2 separate regions of the Homo sapiens genome follow, and region 2 is linked to region 1. A link is a contact called in ENCODE Hi-C or POLR2A ChIA-PET data. All regions are on one chromosome and are shown on one strand. The core of a region is the stretch at or near the end of the contact, and the rest is flanking DNA. Distances in the headings are between cores, read along the strand shown. Region 1 has its middle 31 kb from the start of RAF1. Region 2 overlaps TMEM40 (transmembrane protein 40).

The links. A loop is a pair of places that touch in the nucleus more often than their neighbours do. ChIA-PET counts read pairs that join two places held with the same protein, here RNA polymerase II (POLR2A). Pooled maps may share reads with other maps.
Region 2: a pooled map shows a loop between it and region 1 (6-fold over the local background). The contact joins two enhancer-like sites. A Hi-C loop is called at or near these places in 6 of 50 pooled maps. POLR2A ChIA-PET finds 5 or more read pairs at or near these places in 4 of 52 experiments (HepG2, OCI-LY7, activated CD4-positive, alpha-beta T cell and 1 more).

The regions. Positions count from the first base shown.
Region 1 is chr3:12,690,845-12,698,395 of GRCh38, forward strand. No RefSeq gene overlaps it. Among named protein-coding and RNA genes, the nearest start is that of RAF1, 31 kb to the left of the region's middle. RefSeq lists an enhancer at 3,302-3,803. Within about 2 kb of position 3,332, at least 7 of the 41 ENCODE cell types and tissues checked have a DNase peak (open chromatin) inside an H3K27ac peak, as active enhancers do.
Region 2 is chr3:12,736,594-12,744,144 of GRCh38, forward strand. TMEM40 (transmembrane protein 40) reads right to left here. Exons shown (of 12, transcript NM_018306.4): 4 at 7,307-7,396; 5 at 5,861-5,914; 6 at 1,960-1,995; 7 at 1,543-1,575; 8 at 1,114-1,161; 9 at 171-242; 10 at 1-59. Among named protein-coding and RNA genes, the nearest start is that of TMEM40, 19 kb to the right of the region's middle. RefSeq lists enhancers at 1,655-2,477, 4,515-4,614 and a silencer at 4,875-4,934. Within about 2 kb of position 4,763, at least 2 of the 41 ENCODE cell types and tissues checked have a DNase peak (open chromatin) inside an H3K27ac peak, as active enhancers do.

The sequences.
Region 1 (7,551 bases), core at 2,082-4,581:
AATGAAACCCAAATGACAGGGAGATTTAAATGTAAAAAATGGGCCAGGCGTAGTGGCTCATGCCCATAATCCCAGCTCTTTAGGAGGCAGAGGTGGGTGGATCACTTGAGGCCAGGAGTTCGAGACCAGCCAGGCCAACATGGTGAAACATCCTCTCCACTAAAAATACAAAAATTAGCCAGGCATGGTGGCAGGCGCCTGTAATCCCAGTGCTTTGGGAGACTGAGGCGGGCAGATCACCTGACGTCAGGAGTTCGAGACCAGCCTGGCCAAAATGGTGAAACCCTGTCTCTACTAAAAATACAAAAAAAAAATTAGCCCGGTGTGGTGGCAGGTGCCTGTAATCTCAGCTACTCAGGAGGCTGAGGCAGGAGAATCACTTGAACCCGGGAGACGGAGGTTGTGGTGAGCTGAGATTGCGCCACTGCACTCCAGCCTGGGCAACAGAGCAAGACTCCATCTCAAAAATAAATAAATAAATAAATAAAAATAAAAGAAAAAGCAAAAAATGAAACCATAGGAGTACTAAAGGAAAGCCGGGTGCAGTGGCTCATGCCTGTAATCCCAGCACTTTGGGAGGCCAAGGTGGGCAGATCACAAGGTCAGGAGTTCAAGACCAGCCTGGCCAATATGGTGAAACCCTGTCTCTACTAAAAAATAAAAAAATTAGCCGGGCGTGGTGGTGTGTGCCTATAGTCCCAGCTACTCAGGAGGCTGAGGCAGGAGAATCGCTGGAACCCGGGAGGCAGAGGTTGCAGTGAGCCGAGATCAAGCCACTGCACTGCAGCCCAGGCGACAGAGCAAGACTCTGTCTCAAAAAAAAAAAAAGAAGTACTACAGGAAAGCATGAGAAGGTTAAAAACATTTTTTTTTTCAGTACAGGGGAAACTTCCATATCTAAGCATGATATGAATGCCAGAAGGCATAAAAGAAAAGCCTGATAAATTGACCTCCATGAAAGTCAAATTTCTGCATGGTAATAAATACCTTAAACAAAATCAAAGGTCAAATGATAAGCTGGGAAAAAACATTTGCAATTCAATTCATAGATGAGCCAAGCATGGTGCCTCACGCCTGTAATCCCAGCACTTTGGGAGGCAGAGGCAGGCAGATCACCTGAGGTCAGGAGTTTGAGACCAGCCTGGCCAAGAAGGTGAAACCCCACCTCTACTAAAAACACAAAAATTAATGGGTGTGGTGGTGGGCGCCTCAAATCCCAGCTACTCAGAAGGATGAGGCAGGAGAATCACTTGAACGGAAGGCAGAGGTTGCAGTGAGATGGCGCCATTGCACTCCAGCCTGGGCGACAAGAGTGAGACTCTGCCTCAAAAAAAAAAAATAAGTAAATACAATTCACAGATGAAGGATTGGTTTCCCTAATGTAAAAAGAGTTCCAAAAATCAATTAAGAAGAAACAAAGAACCCCACAGACAAATAGTCAGGACTAGGATAGTTAGGATATGAATAGGCAATTCACATAAAGGAACACACAAGTAAATCAAATATACAAAAAGAGAGCCACCATCATAGTAAGAGAAACTACACTGAGAGACCACTTCTCACCTGACAGGTTGGGCAAAGTCAAAAAATGTAGTCAAGTGTGGTGGCAGGCCGGTAGTCCCAATTACTCAGGAGGCTGAGGTGAGAGGATCCCGTGAGCCCAGGAGTGTGAGCCCAGTCTGGACAACATAGAGAGCCCTCTCCCAAAAAAAGGTTTGCTAACTGATTCCAATGTGTTTTCAGTATGTTCTTGACTAAGAAGGGCAGAAAGTTACCACATCACTGGGTGGTGATTTAACTTCTGAACCTCAGTTTTCTTTTCTGTAAAATGGGTGTAACATAGTTCTTACCTCATAAGGTTGTTATGGAGAATTAATGAGTTTAAAAATGCAAAGCATTTAGGCCGGGCACAGTGGCTCACGCCTTTAATCCCAGCACTTTGGGAGGCCGAGGCGGGCAGGAGATCGAGACCATCCTGGCTAACACAGTGAAACCCCGTCTCTACTAAAAATACAAAAAATTAGCCGGGCGTGGTGACGGGCGCCTGTAGTCCCAGCTACTCGGGAGGCTGAGGCAGGAGCATGGCGTGAACCCGGGAGGCGAAGCTTGCAGTGAGCTGAGATCGCGCCACTGCACTCCAGCCTGGGTGACAGAGCGAGACTCTGTCTCAAAAAAAAAAAAAAAAAAAAAAAGCTAAGCATTTAAAACAGTGGCTGGCACATGGTAAGCACCATATAAGTGTTAAAGTCTGAAAGTATAGAGAATTTTAGTATGTATTAGCAACAGACCATTTATTCTGAAAAATCCTCTGTGTTTCCAGACTTGGTAGCCACCCTATACATACTAGGTACTTTTAAAATACATTATCTTGTGGCTGGGTGCAGTGGCTCACACCTGTAATCCCAGCAATTAGGAGGTCAAGGCTGGCGGATCACTTGAATCCAGGAGTTCAAGACCAGCTTGGGCAACATGGTGAAATCCCATCTCTACAAAAAATACAAAAAATTAGCCGGGTGTGGTGGTGCGCCTCTGTAGTCCCAGCTACTCATGAGGCTGAGGTGGGAGGATCACCTGAGCCCAGAAAGTGGCAGTTGCAGTGAGCCAAGATGGTGCTACTGCACTACAGCCTGGGTGACAGGGCAAGACCCTGTCTCAAGAAATAAATAAGTATAAATACATACATACATACATTATTTTATTTAATCCTCCCAATAGTCCTATAAGGTTGGTTTTATCTCCATTTTACTAGTAAGGAAACAAGGGATCAGAGAGTGAAGTTACTTGCCTAAGGTCACACAGCTAGTGAGGGCTAGGGACAAGGTTCACACTGCTCATGTTCTTTTCACTCCAGTTGCTCTGTCATCTTAGGCCATCTACTCGGGTGTGCCTTTCTCAATCACCCAAGTCACGCTTTGGTCCACTGAGAATGGAAAAATCCAGCCCAGTTCCAGATGCCAGGCCCCAGCTGGAGCTCCTGCCTGACTGATGCTGCCACATGATAGGCTGATTTATAGAGAAGTAGGAGAGCATTCCCCACACCCAGCGTCACCCTGATGCAGGATTCCTAAGGTGGAGGGAGAAGCAGGCTGGCAACTAGCTCCGCCTCCTGAGAAGTTGGTGGGGGCTGGGGAAAGTGCGGTGGAGAGAAAGACCACTGAAGCCCCACGGAGAGATGCCAGGGCTTACATTTACACAGGGGCATAAACATAGTGGCCCCACAATTCCTTCTAACTCTGTCCCTTGGGTAAGCCCCAGAGTCTCCTAAGTGCATCCACGCAGGCTTGTTTTAAGGCGCCATCGACGTGAGCAAAGTGCGCAGTGACCTTTTCTAAATAGATCTCATTGGGCTGTGACTTTGAAAGCGGGCCAAAGTCCCCAACCCAAAATAGACAGCCTACTGCCCTGTTATTTTCATGGCTTAAAAAAAAAAAAAAAAAAACCCTCCAAAGCAAAGCAACTATTTTTATCACAGGCCTCTCTTAGAATAGCAACACCTATTTACTTGGAGGGAGGAGACTGCAGGGACAGTTTCAGAGCTGGTGACTGTACCAGACAGGGTGGATGAGCACACACAGAGGGAATCCTCCTACCCATCACAGGGCCTGGCTGGCTCCGGTACATCTACCTCCAGTACTTACACACAGGTCCCAGCCCACCCCGCACCATGCACCTCATTTTTTTTTTTTTTTGAGACAGAGTCTTGCTCTGTCACCCAGGCTGGAGTGCAGTAGCCGATATCTTGGCTTACTGCAACCTCTGCTTCCTGGGTTCAAGCAATTTTCGTGTCTCAGCCTCCCTAGTAGCTGGGATTACAGGCACCTGCCACCACGCCCATCTAATTTTTTTTTATTTTTAGTGGAGCTGGTTTTGCCATGTTGGCCAGGCTGGTCTTGAACTCCTGACCTCAGGTGATCCACCCATCTGGCCTCCTACAGTGCTGGGATTACGGGCATGAGCCACCACGCCCGGCTGTACCTCACTTTATAAACAGCTCCTGCTCCTCCTCACTTTATAAACAGCTCCTGCTCCTCCAGGCTTTGCTTTCATGTTTGGAGCTGCAGCCCTCAGACCCTTTATTTCTCTCCACCACTAAAATTCGGATCTTCTTAGGGCCGGAGGCTCACCAAATCTAAAGAGCATACATCAGCCATGAATAATCAGTCGTAGCTGAATTTTTATTGAGCACCACAGAATGCCAGGGACCACGCTAAGCATTTCTCATGTATTATCTCACTGAATTTTTAGGCCTGCTCTATGAGGTTGGGCTATGAACAGTCCCATTTTACATAAGGTAAGACTGAAACTTAGATAAAGTCATTTGCCCATAATCACACAGTTAAGCAGAGGAAAAGCTGGGAGATCTGAACCCAGGCTTAATGACTCCCGGCTGTGAGCTCTGGATCATTCTTTCATCATTGTAGGATTTTATTTTATTTTATTTTAGAGACAGGGTGTTGCTCTGTCACCCAGACTGGAGTGCAGTGATGCAATCATGGCTCACTGGCTGGGCATGGTGGCTGTCGCCTATCATCCCAACATTCTGGGAGGCTGAAGTAGAGGATTGCTTGAGCTCTGGAGTTTGCGATAAGCCTGGGCAACATGGCAAAACCCCATTACTACAATAAAAAGAAAAAAAATTAAAATTGGCTGGGTAGGTGCAGCAAACCACCATGGCACATGTATACCTATGTAACAAGCCTGCACATTCTGCACATGCATCTTGGTTGTTGTTGTTTTTTGTTGTTTTTTTTTTAAGAAGAAGAAATAAAGAAAAAAAAAGAAAGAAAAGAAAAACTGTAAACACTAAAAATGCTTAGTAGTGGTATAGACCCAGCTACTCAGGAGGCTGAGGTGGAGGATTTCTTAAGCTTGGGAGTTCAAGGCTGCAGTGAGCAATGTTCAAGCCCCTGCACTCCAGCCTGGGTGATAGAGACTCTATCTCAAAAAAAAAAAAAAAAAAAAAAAGAAAAAGAAAAAAAAGAAAAGAAAACAAATACTAGTAGTTTATTTTGGGAAAAATAATTAGGAGAACGCTGTCAGTGTCTCTGGTGGGGCAGTGTGGTGTGGTGGTTAATGACACACACTCTAGAGTCAGGCTGCTTGAATTTAAATCTGAGCACTGCTACTTTCTACCTGTGTGACCCTGGGTCATCTATGGAGTGTCTCTGTGCCTTTGCTTTTTTACCTATGGAATAGTACCATCTATCTCATATGATGGACCTGAGGATAAACATGTGAAAAGTGCTCAGGAAACTGAGGCTCAGAGAGGGATAGTGATTCGTCCAAGGTCACACAGCATAGTGACTGGTAGAGCTAGAATTCAAACCTAGGAGTTTCTGATTCCAAAGCCTGTGATTTTCTAAGGCTATTTATGAGTCTAGCACTTTCCCTCTCCAATGGTTCCTCCAACCTCAACATTCTGAGACGAATTATTAAGGAAAAATATTCTCTCTGTGGCATTTCTTCTCTTTTTTGCCTTGAAGTAAAAGCTGTTGGCTACCAACATCATCTCTAAATGAAATGAGGTTTTCCTTCTCAGGACACACAAATGGTTAAATTAAAGGTGGAGCTGGTCTCTGCTACCTGTGCTAGCTGGCAGTCCTCTGCCTACCCTCACCTTCTCTCTGAGCAATTCAGCAAATGCCTATTAGGTGCCCATTCTACCTTGAGGACAGTGCTAACCGTTAAGAAATTATTAGAGCTCTTCAAGCAGAAGGGCAAAAGTTGTGTGGAGATGGAGATGGAACTAACACCTACTCAGCCCCTACTGTATGCCAGGCACATGGAATCTTCACAACAACCCACTTTTTCTTTTTCTTTTTTTGAGATGGAGTCTTGCTCTGTCACCCTGGCTGGAATGTAGTGTCGCAATCTCGGCTCACTGCAACTTCTGCCTCCTGGGTTTAAGCAATGCTCCAGCCTCAGCCTCCTGAATAGCTGGGATTACAGGTGCGCATCACCACACCCGGCTAATTTTTGTATTTTTAGTAGAGATGGGTTTTCACCATGTTGGCCAGGATTGTCTCGATCCCCTGACCTCAGGTGATTTGCCTGCCTTGGCCTCCCAAAGTGCTAGGATTACAGTTGTGAGCCACCACTCCCGGCCAGCCAGTTTTTCTTTTTTTATGTCTTTGAGACAGGGTCTGGCTCTGTCACCCAGGCTGCTGGAGTCCAGTGGCGCGATCTTGGCTCACTGCAAGCTCCGCCTCCTGGGTTCACACCATTCTCCTGCTTCAGCCACCCGAGTAGCTGGGACTACAGCTGCCCACCACCAGGCCCGGCTAATTTTTTTTTGTATTTTTAGTAGAGACGGGGTTTCACCGTGTTAGCCAGGATGGTCTTGATCTCCTGACCTCGTGATCCACCCACCTCAGCCTCCCAAAGTAAGCCACCGCACCAGGCCACTAATTTTTTTTTTTTGTATTTTTTTTTTTTTGAGACGGAGTCTTGCTCTGTCGCCCAGGCTGGAGTGCAGTGGTGTGATCTTGGCTCACTGCAAGCTCCGCCTCCCGGTCTCACGCCATTCTCCTGCCTCAGCCTCCGGAGTAGCTGGGACTACAGGGGCCCGCCACCACGCCCGGAGAATTTTTTGGATTTTTAGTAGAGATGGGGTTTCACCGTGTTAGCCAGGATGGTCTCGATCTCCTGACCTCATGATCCACCCACCTTGGCCTCCCAAAGTGCTGGGATTACAGGCGTGAGCCACTGCGCCCAGCTTTTTTAATATTTTTTGTAGAGACATGGTTTCACCATGTTGCCCAGGCTGGTCTTGAACTCCTGACCTTAAGCAATCCGCACGCCTTGGACTCCCAAAGTGCTGGGATTACAGGTGTGAGCCACCAGGCCCGGCCAACAACCCACTTTCTAAACTATATGGAATTTCCTGAGTATTACCTGTGAAGTAGGTATTATTCCCATTTTATAGCTGATAAACCAGAAGGTCTGCAAGAAGAATTTCCTCCAAGCCACATGGGTTGTAAGAGAGAAGTTGCATCTCACACCCAAAACTTATAATCTAAAAATTATCCCTAGACCTTAGTTAGCATCAAAGTGACCTGGGGGTTTGTTAGAAATGTGCTATCTCGGCCAGGCGCGGTGGCTCCTGCCTGTAATCTCCACACTTTGGGCGGCCGAGGCCGGCGGATCACGAGGTCAGGAGATTGAGACCATCCTGGCTAACACGGTGAAACCCCGTGTCTACTGAAAATACAAAAAATTAGCCGGGCGTGGTGGCGGGCGCCTGTTGTCCCAGCTACTCGGGAGGCTGAGGCAGGAGAACGGCGTGAACCCGGGAGGCAGAGCTTGCAGCGAGCCGAGATAGCGCCACTGCACTCCAGCCTGGACGACAAAGCGAGACTCTGTCGCGAAAAAAAAAAGAAAAGAAAAGAAATGCGCAATCTCAGCCAGGCGTGGTGGCTCACGCCTATAATCCCAACACTTTGAGAGGCCAAGATGGGAGGATCACTTGAGGCCAGGAGTTTGATGCCAGCCTGGCCAACACGGTGAAACTTTGCCTCTACTAAACACATAAAAATTAGCCTGGCATGATGG
Region 2 (7,551 bases), core at 3,513-6,012, 47 kb after region 1:
GCCAACGGTTTCCAGGGAGGCGAAGGTGAGCAGGCCGACCCCAAGAGACATGAACCAGTCTGGAAGGGCAGTGAGGGAGGGAATGGTCAGCCTCCAGGTCTTGACGCCCCTGCCCCCTGCACCACCCCATGCCATCCCCCTTGTGCATTCCCCAGGGCACCTCCCCTCACCTGCGTAATAGTGATAACACACCAGCAAGGCCCCGATGGCAAAGCACAGGAGGACGAAATGGAAAAACTCATCTGTGAAGGCAGGGGTGGGCAATCACTATCTGCTGCTTTCTCTCTCTTTTTTTGGGCAGAGGAGACAAGGTCTTGCTCTGTCACCCAGGGTGGAGTGCAGTTGTGCGATCCCAGCTCATTGCAGCCTTGAAGTCCTGGGCTTAAGCAATTCTCCTGCTTTAGCCTCACAAGCAGCAAGGCCTACAAGTGCATGCCACCACACCCAGCAAATTTTTAAAATTTTTAGTAGAGATAAGGTCTCGCTATGTTGCCCAGGCTGGTCTCGAACTCCTGGCTTCAAGCAATCCTCTCATCTCGGCCTCCCAAAGTATTGGGATTACAGCTGTGAGCCACCATGCCTGGCCTCTTTTTTTTTTTTTTTTTAATTACAAAAAATCTCTGTGTGGAGCACCATGGTCTTTCCTCTTGCCCTCCCCTTCCTCCTAGAAGTCCCCATGGATTCCAGGCCTGGAGCAGGGAAGTTGCTCCCATTTTCACTGCTCCTTTCCGATTCTGGTCTAATCTAACCTTACAACTTTCTCAGCTCAGCTGACCCTCCAGTTCCCCATCCTGGCCACAAGACCTGGAAGGTATTTACCATCCTAGTGACTGTGCATAGCAGAAAGAGCAGAGGACCAGGGCTCAAGCTCAGGCCACTCCACTCACAAGCTGTAAGGCCACTCCCCAACCTTGAACCTCAGTTTTCATATCTGCAAAATGGGAACCATTGTCCCACCCTGTTGAGGTGATTCTGAGCTGAGTAATGTGTAAACTGCAGGGCACACGACAGAGGTGGGCTATGATTACTGCTGTGCTAGGCCACCAGCTGCATTTCACCCCTAGAAATCTAGCCAGACAGGAAAAAGCAGCTCTGCTACACCAAGTTCCTTACCATCTTTCTTTATATTCAGTCTTCTTAACTGAGAGGCCTCCACTTCTCCTTAAGAACAAGAGAGAGATGAATATTTAACTTTGATGCAGGACGGGAGGTGGGATTTTCTTTTCCCTGCCTCATTGAGAATTAATATCCTGGGTATATCTTCCTGGGTCAGAGGGCACTCACTGCAGGACCAGTCAAACTGTGAAGATGGGGGTACTGTCCTTGGAACCCCCACTGACTTCCTCCTCCTTCCTTAGGCCCGAGTCTGCCTTCCTTTCCATTTCCCCTGCACTGGAGATCCCCCTTCTGAATCATAGTGACACTGGCTGGCGACAGCATCCCTGCTGGGACTAACCCACCCTCTCAGGCTGTCTGAGGACCCAACCCATCGTCTGGAATCCACACCCGCTCTGGCTCTCCTATTTGAGCTTGTGTATTTACCACTTGCTGGGTCAGAGCCTCTCCTTCGGAGTCCTGGAAACAAGAAACTCAACATTAGTGCCCAACCCCGCTTGGGGTCCTTAACAGGTGCCTCCACCCTGGGGAAGGCTATAGGTGACCTAAAAAAATGTCCCCATGGAATTCTGCAGCCCCCACGGTATCCTTCTCTCTATTGATGGCTGGTTGGTTGTAATCTCCTGGGGTCTTGCTGGGACAGCCTTCCAAGCTCCCCAGGCTCCCTGCTTCATGCCACAGCTGGCCCAGCCTGCTTGATGAGCCTAGGCTAAGTGGACCTGGGGCTCCTGTTTCTCAGAGCCAGGTATCCCAACAGGTGCTGGCTCTCTTGGGGGAGAGGTGATGCCTAGACCTGGCTCAATACCAGCACCAACGACCTCTCTCCTCTAACTGGACACTCACCTGATTCCCCAGAGGGTACCACCTCTCCAGGAGCATCTGCACAGAAAGGAAATCAGTGATCATATACCCATGATCCTCTGGGGGGGGAGAAGTCATGCTTCAGGGAAGGTGGATCCTGCTCGGAGACTTCCCACTTAATCTGGAGTCGGCCAGGTGGGGAATGGAGCCGGCTGGAGGGTTCCTGTTCCAACTAAAGGGGCAGCCACCACCCACCAGCCACAGAAAGCTGCTGTAGGAACGCCTACCCACTCTTACAGGTCTGTCAATTTCCCCAGAGAAGCCAGGTTTTCAGGTAAACTTCCCAATTATGAAAAAGTTTGGGCCGCACGCGGTGGCTCATGCCTGTAATACCAGCACTTTGGGAGGCCAAGGTGGGCGGATCACGAGGTCAAGAGACTGAGACCATTCTGGCTAAGATGGTGAAACCCCGTCTCTACTAAAAATACAAAAATTAGCTGGGCATGGTAGCACACACCTGTAGTCCCAGCTACTCGGGAGGCTGAGACAGGATAATCGCTCAAACCCAGGAGACAGAGGCTGCAGTGAGCCAAGATCACACCACTGCACTCCGGCCTGGCGACAGAGCGATACTCCATCTCAAACAAAAAAAAAAGTTTGGTAACTCTTGTACTCCATGAATCAAAATGCCATTGCTTGTGAGACATGACATTATTTTATGTACTACTATGTAAGAAAAGCCCTTGACATTTACAATTGTAAGTTGCCAGTGATATATATATATATTTTTTTGAGACAGAGTCTTGCTCTGTTGCCCAGGATGGAGTGCAGTGGTGCAATCTCGGCTCACTGCAAGCTCCGCCTCCCGGGTTCATGCCATTCTCCTGCCTCAGCCTCACGAGTAGCTGGGACTACAGGCGCCCGCCACCACGCCTGGCTAATTTTTTGTATTTTTAGTAGAGACGGGGTTTCACCATGTTAGCCAGGATGGTCTCGATCTCCTGACCTCGTGATCCACCCACCTCAGCCTCCCAAAGTGCTGGGATTACAGGCATGAGCCACCATGCCTGGCTGCCAGTGATTTTTTTTTAATAGAGACAGGGTCTTATTATGTTGCCCAGGCTGGTCTTGAACTCCTGGGCTCAAGCAATCCTCCCACCTTGGCCTCCCAAAGTGCTGGGATTATAGTCATGAACTACTATGCCTAACTTTGCCAGTGATTTTTAAGATGCATCCTGATTTCAGAAATATTCAAATGTGAAAAAAATGTGGTATAGAATTGATGAAATATATTCACATTCATAATTTTATTTTTAAAATTTATTTATTTAGAGACAGGTTCTCTCTCTGTCATCCAGGTTGCAGGGCAATGGCGCAATCATGACTCACTGCAGTCTCAAACTCTTGGGCTCAAGCAATCTTCCTGCCTCAGCCTCCCAAGTAGCTGGGATTACAGGTGTGAGCCACCATGTCTGGCTCTCACAATCATAATTTTACATATATAATATATATAAATTTATATATAATATACTTATATATTATATAACACAAATTATAAATATTATATATTTATAATATTTATTTATTTATTTATTTATTTTGAGACAGAGTCTCACTGTGCCACCCAGGCTGGAGTGCAGCGGCATGATCTCAGCTCACTGCAACCTCTGCCTCCCGGGTTCAAGCAATTCTCCTGCCTCAGGCTCCTGAGTAGCTGGGATTACGGGTGCCACCACACCTGGCTAATTTTTGTATTTTTAGTAGAGACAGGGTTTTGCCACGTTGGCCAGGCTGGTCTTGAACTCCCAACCTCAAGTGATCCACCTGCCTCAGCCTCCCAAAGTGCTGGGATTACAGGCATGAGCCACAGCGCCTGGCCACACAATCATAATTTTAAAAAAGCATTCTGGGCCAGGTGTGGTGGCTCACGCCTCTAATCCCAGCACTTTGGGAGGCCGAGGCGGGTGGATCACGAGTTCAGGAGATCGAGACCATCCTGGCTAACACGGTGAAACCCCATCTCTACTAAAAATACCAAAAAAAAAAAAAAAAAGCTTTCTGTGTGGGCCAGGTGCGATGCTTCACTCTTGTAATCCCAGCACTTTGGAAGGCCGAGGTGGGTAGATCACTTGAGTCCAGGAGTTCAAGACCAGCTTGGGCCACAGGGTAAAACCCTGTCTCTACCAAAAATACAAAAATTAGCTGGGCATGGTGTCGCATACATGTAGTCCCAGCTTCTCAGGAGGCTAAGGTAGGAGAATCGCTTGAGCCCAGGAGGTGGAGGTTGCAGTGAGCCGAGATGGTACCACTGCACTCAAGCCTGAGCAACAGAGTGAGACAGCATCCCAAAAAAAACAAAAAATGAAAAACAAACCTCCCCCTCCCCTGCCCCCCAAAAAACCATTCTGTGAGCCAGATAAAAAGCATCTGCCCACATGGGCCACCCATTTGCACATGCCTGCTCCAGGCTATCCAGATGCATGTGATGACACCTGCTGCCTTTTACCCATAGAACTCTGGACTAGACAGGCAACTCCAAGCTCATGCCATCTTGCTGGCTTCTAGACCTACCAGGCTCTGAGCATGTGGGAGCCAAGCTGGCTTGTACACCTCGATCCTTGGCTCCCACCATGATTGTTGAGCCACTTGTCTGGGCTGCTGAGGGTGAGTTGAGCCCTACAGACCTGAGCTGCCACCTCTGCATTATTCCAGTCCTGGGCGTCCTTCCCATACCATTCACCATGTGGTTCTTGGTGCCTGTTCTAGTTCCCTGGTGACCTTGCTCCTAGCCTGTCATCTTCTTCCCCTCAAGGGCAGACAGGCACTTGTATGATCTTCCAATCATCAGGCCCCGACTTCTGTAGTTTCCTGTCCCTCAGGGCAGCCCCAGGACACAAACACCACAAGAGGCACTTAGCATGTGACAACAGGCACTCAGCACACTGAACACTATATGCAAAGTGACCAGAGGGGCCAATACAGAGAGTGCAGAGAGCATACCAAGGACAACATGAAATGAGAACTCAAGCAATGTAATTTACCAAGCACCTCCAATGTCTGGGGGAAGGAAGTAATTCATGAATAAGTGAATGTATCTACATTTTCTACAGTGAATATGAATTACTTAATGAGAAAAATATTTTAAAATACACATAAACATAAAGGTTTATCTTATTTTATACCCAGTGAAACCTTTCTTAAATTACTTGAGTAATTAAACGCATTTTTCTAAACCAGATTATACTTGTTTTTGTAACAAAAAAAAAAAAAAAAAGAAAGAAGGAAAGAAAGAAAGAAAGAAGGACCAGGTGCAGTGGCTCACGCCTGTAATTCTGGCACTTTGGGAGGCCAAGGCCGGAGGATCACTTGAGCTCAGTAGTTCGAGACCAGCCTGGGCAACATGGCAAAACTCTGTCTCTACTAAAAAATACAAAAAATTGGCCGGGCGCGGTGGCTCACGCCTGTAATCCCAGCACTTTGGGAGGCCGAGGCGGGCGGATCAGGAGGTCAGGAGACCGAGACCATCCTGGCCAACATAGTGAAACCCTGTCTCTACTAAAAATACAAAAAATTAGCTGGGCTGGTGGTGGGCGCCTGTGGTCCCACCTACTCGGGAGGCTGAGGCAGGAGAATCACTTGAATTGGGGAGGTGGAAGTTGCAGTGAGCCAAGATCACACCACTGCACTCCAGCCTGGGCGACAGAGTGAGACTCCGTCTCAAAACAAACAAACAAAAACCCCAGAAAATGTAGGATTTCCCCAAGACAATCTCATGCCCGCCTCCCCACCTGCCAATGTTATAACCACCCAACTGGCCACATCTCCTGTATTTGGCTGGGACTTTTCAGCTCATGAATCACCCTCATGACCTTGTTTCTGCCCAGCAAAGCCCTCTTTTCCTTCGTCTAATTGTTTTCTCCAAAGCTACTGGGCAACTGATTACCTCCATAGAGTTGAAGCTCATCCTTCAAAACGTCAGGCTCCCCATGCCCAGGACCTGGATGGAGACAAACCCCTTAGTCAGCACTCCCCAAACACAGTGATCCAGGCCACTTCCCTCTCCCATGGCTTCGACGCTTAAGAAGTACCACAGTCCTTGTGCTGGAGGTGAGGTGGGGGGCAGTCTTCAGGAGGCAAGGCAGCACAAGTACCTTCCCTTTGCCCTCTCTGATGCCCCCAGAACTTCCAGAGGTGACCACACTCAGAAAGCACTCAAGACCTGAGAGGACCTGGACCTTGCTCAAGGTTAATAGTGGGTATATACTGGGCACTAGCATGCACCAACACTGTACTAAGTGATTTATATTTAATACCTCATTTGCTCCTCACGGATATCCTATGAAGAAGGTATTAGTACCTACCCCACCCATTATACAGATAAGGACACTGAGGCTCAAATAGTTAAATTATTTTCCCAAAGTCATATAGCCAGCAAGTGGCAACTCTACCAGGTCTGTTGCCAAAGCCTGCATTCCTAATCATGTTTATATCCAGAAATAGAACCCAGGGCTCAGCTCTAGCCTCATGGGCAGCATTTATTAAACACCTTCTGTGTGGCAGGTTCTGTACTATACAATAATTCACCCCTTTTCCCCATGCTCTTTCCTTCTTATGAAATTTGTTGTTTATTTCTTTTGCAAAAATTATTTCCTGGTTGTAAAAGTAAAACATGCTCGGCCAGGCACGGTGGCTCACCTCTGTAATCCCAGCACTTTGGGAGGCCAAGGTGGGTAGATCACTTGAGTCCAGGTGTTTGAGACAGGCCTGGGCAACATGGTAAAACCCTGTCTCTACTAAAAATACAAAATTAGCCAGGCATGGTGGCGCATGCCTGTAATCCTAGCTACTTGGGAGGCTGAAGCGGGAGAATCACTTGAACCCCAGAGGTGGAGGTTGTGGTGAGCTGAGATCACGCCATTGCACTCCAGCCTGGGCAACAAGAGCGAAACCCTGTCTCCAAAAAATAAATAAATAAAATAAAAAATAAAACATGCTCATTGTAAATTATTTATAGTATAGGACAGTTCAAAAAAGGGAAAATAAAAATCACTTATAATTCCACCATCCTGAGATAACCACTATTAACATTTTAGCATTTTTCCTTCTAGTCTTGATTATAACCATATATGTCTGAATTTTTATAAAGCATAAACGAGATCAAATTGATTCTATGATTTGGCATCTTTCTTTTTCAGTTCAGCGATAGATGAAGAGCAGAGCTGTCACCAGGGCAGGGTGTAGCATCCTTTATCTATTCTGCTGCTGTCAGGCTATTTCCTATTTTATCCTGCCATAAACAATGCTGTGAAGAACATCACACTTCAGTCCCACGGAGAAACTCAACGGTGAGCGAGTGGGCAAAAGAAAAATGGTAAGGCCTATTTCCTACCGGGTGAGCCGTTCCCGTGGGGGTATCCAGCCCCCAGGCTCCGTCGATGTTTTCCGGTTGCTCTGGGTTGCTGGTCCTCATCATTGCTCTCTGCGGGTAACAAACACAAGCTGTAGGAGAAGCTCAGCCTGGAACAAGCTGGGAATGCGTTCATTCTGGTGGCCATTCTCAGAATTTAGTTTATGAGAAGAGTGTGGTTTGGTGGGAGGAACTCTGATTTGGGGACTGGAGGTAGGAGACCTGCC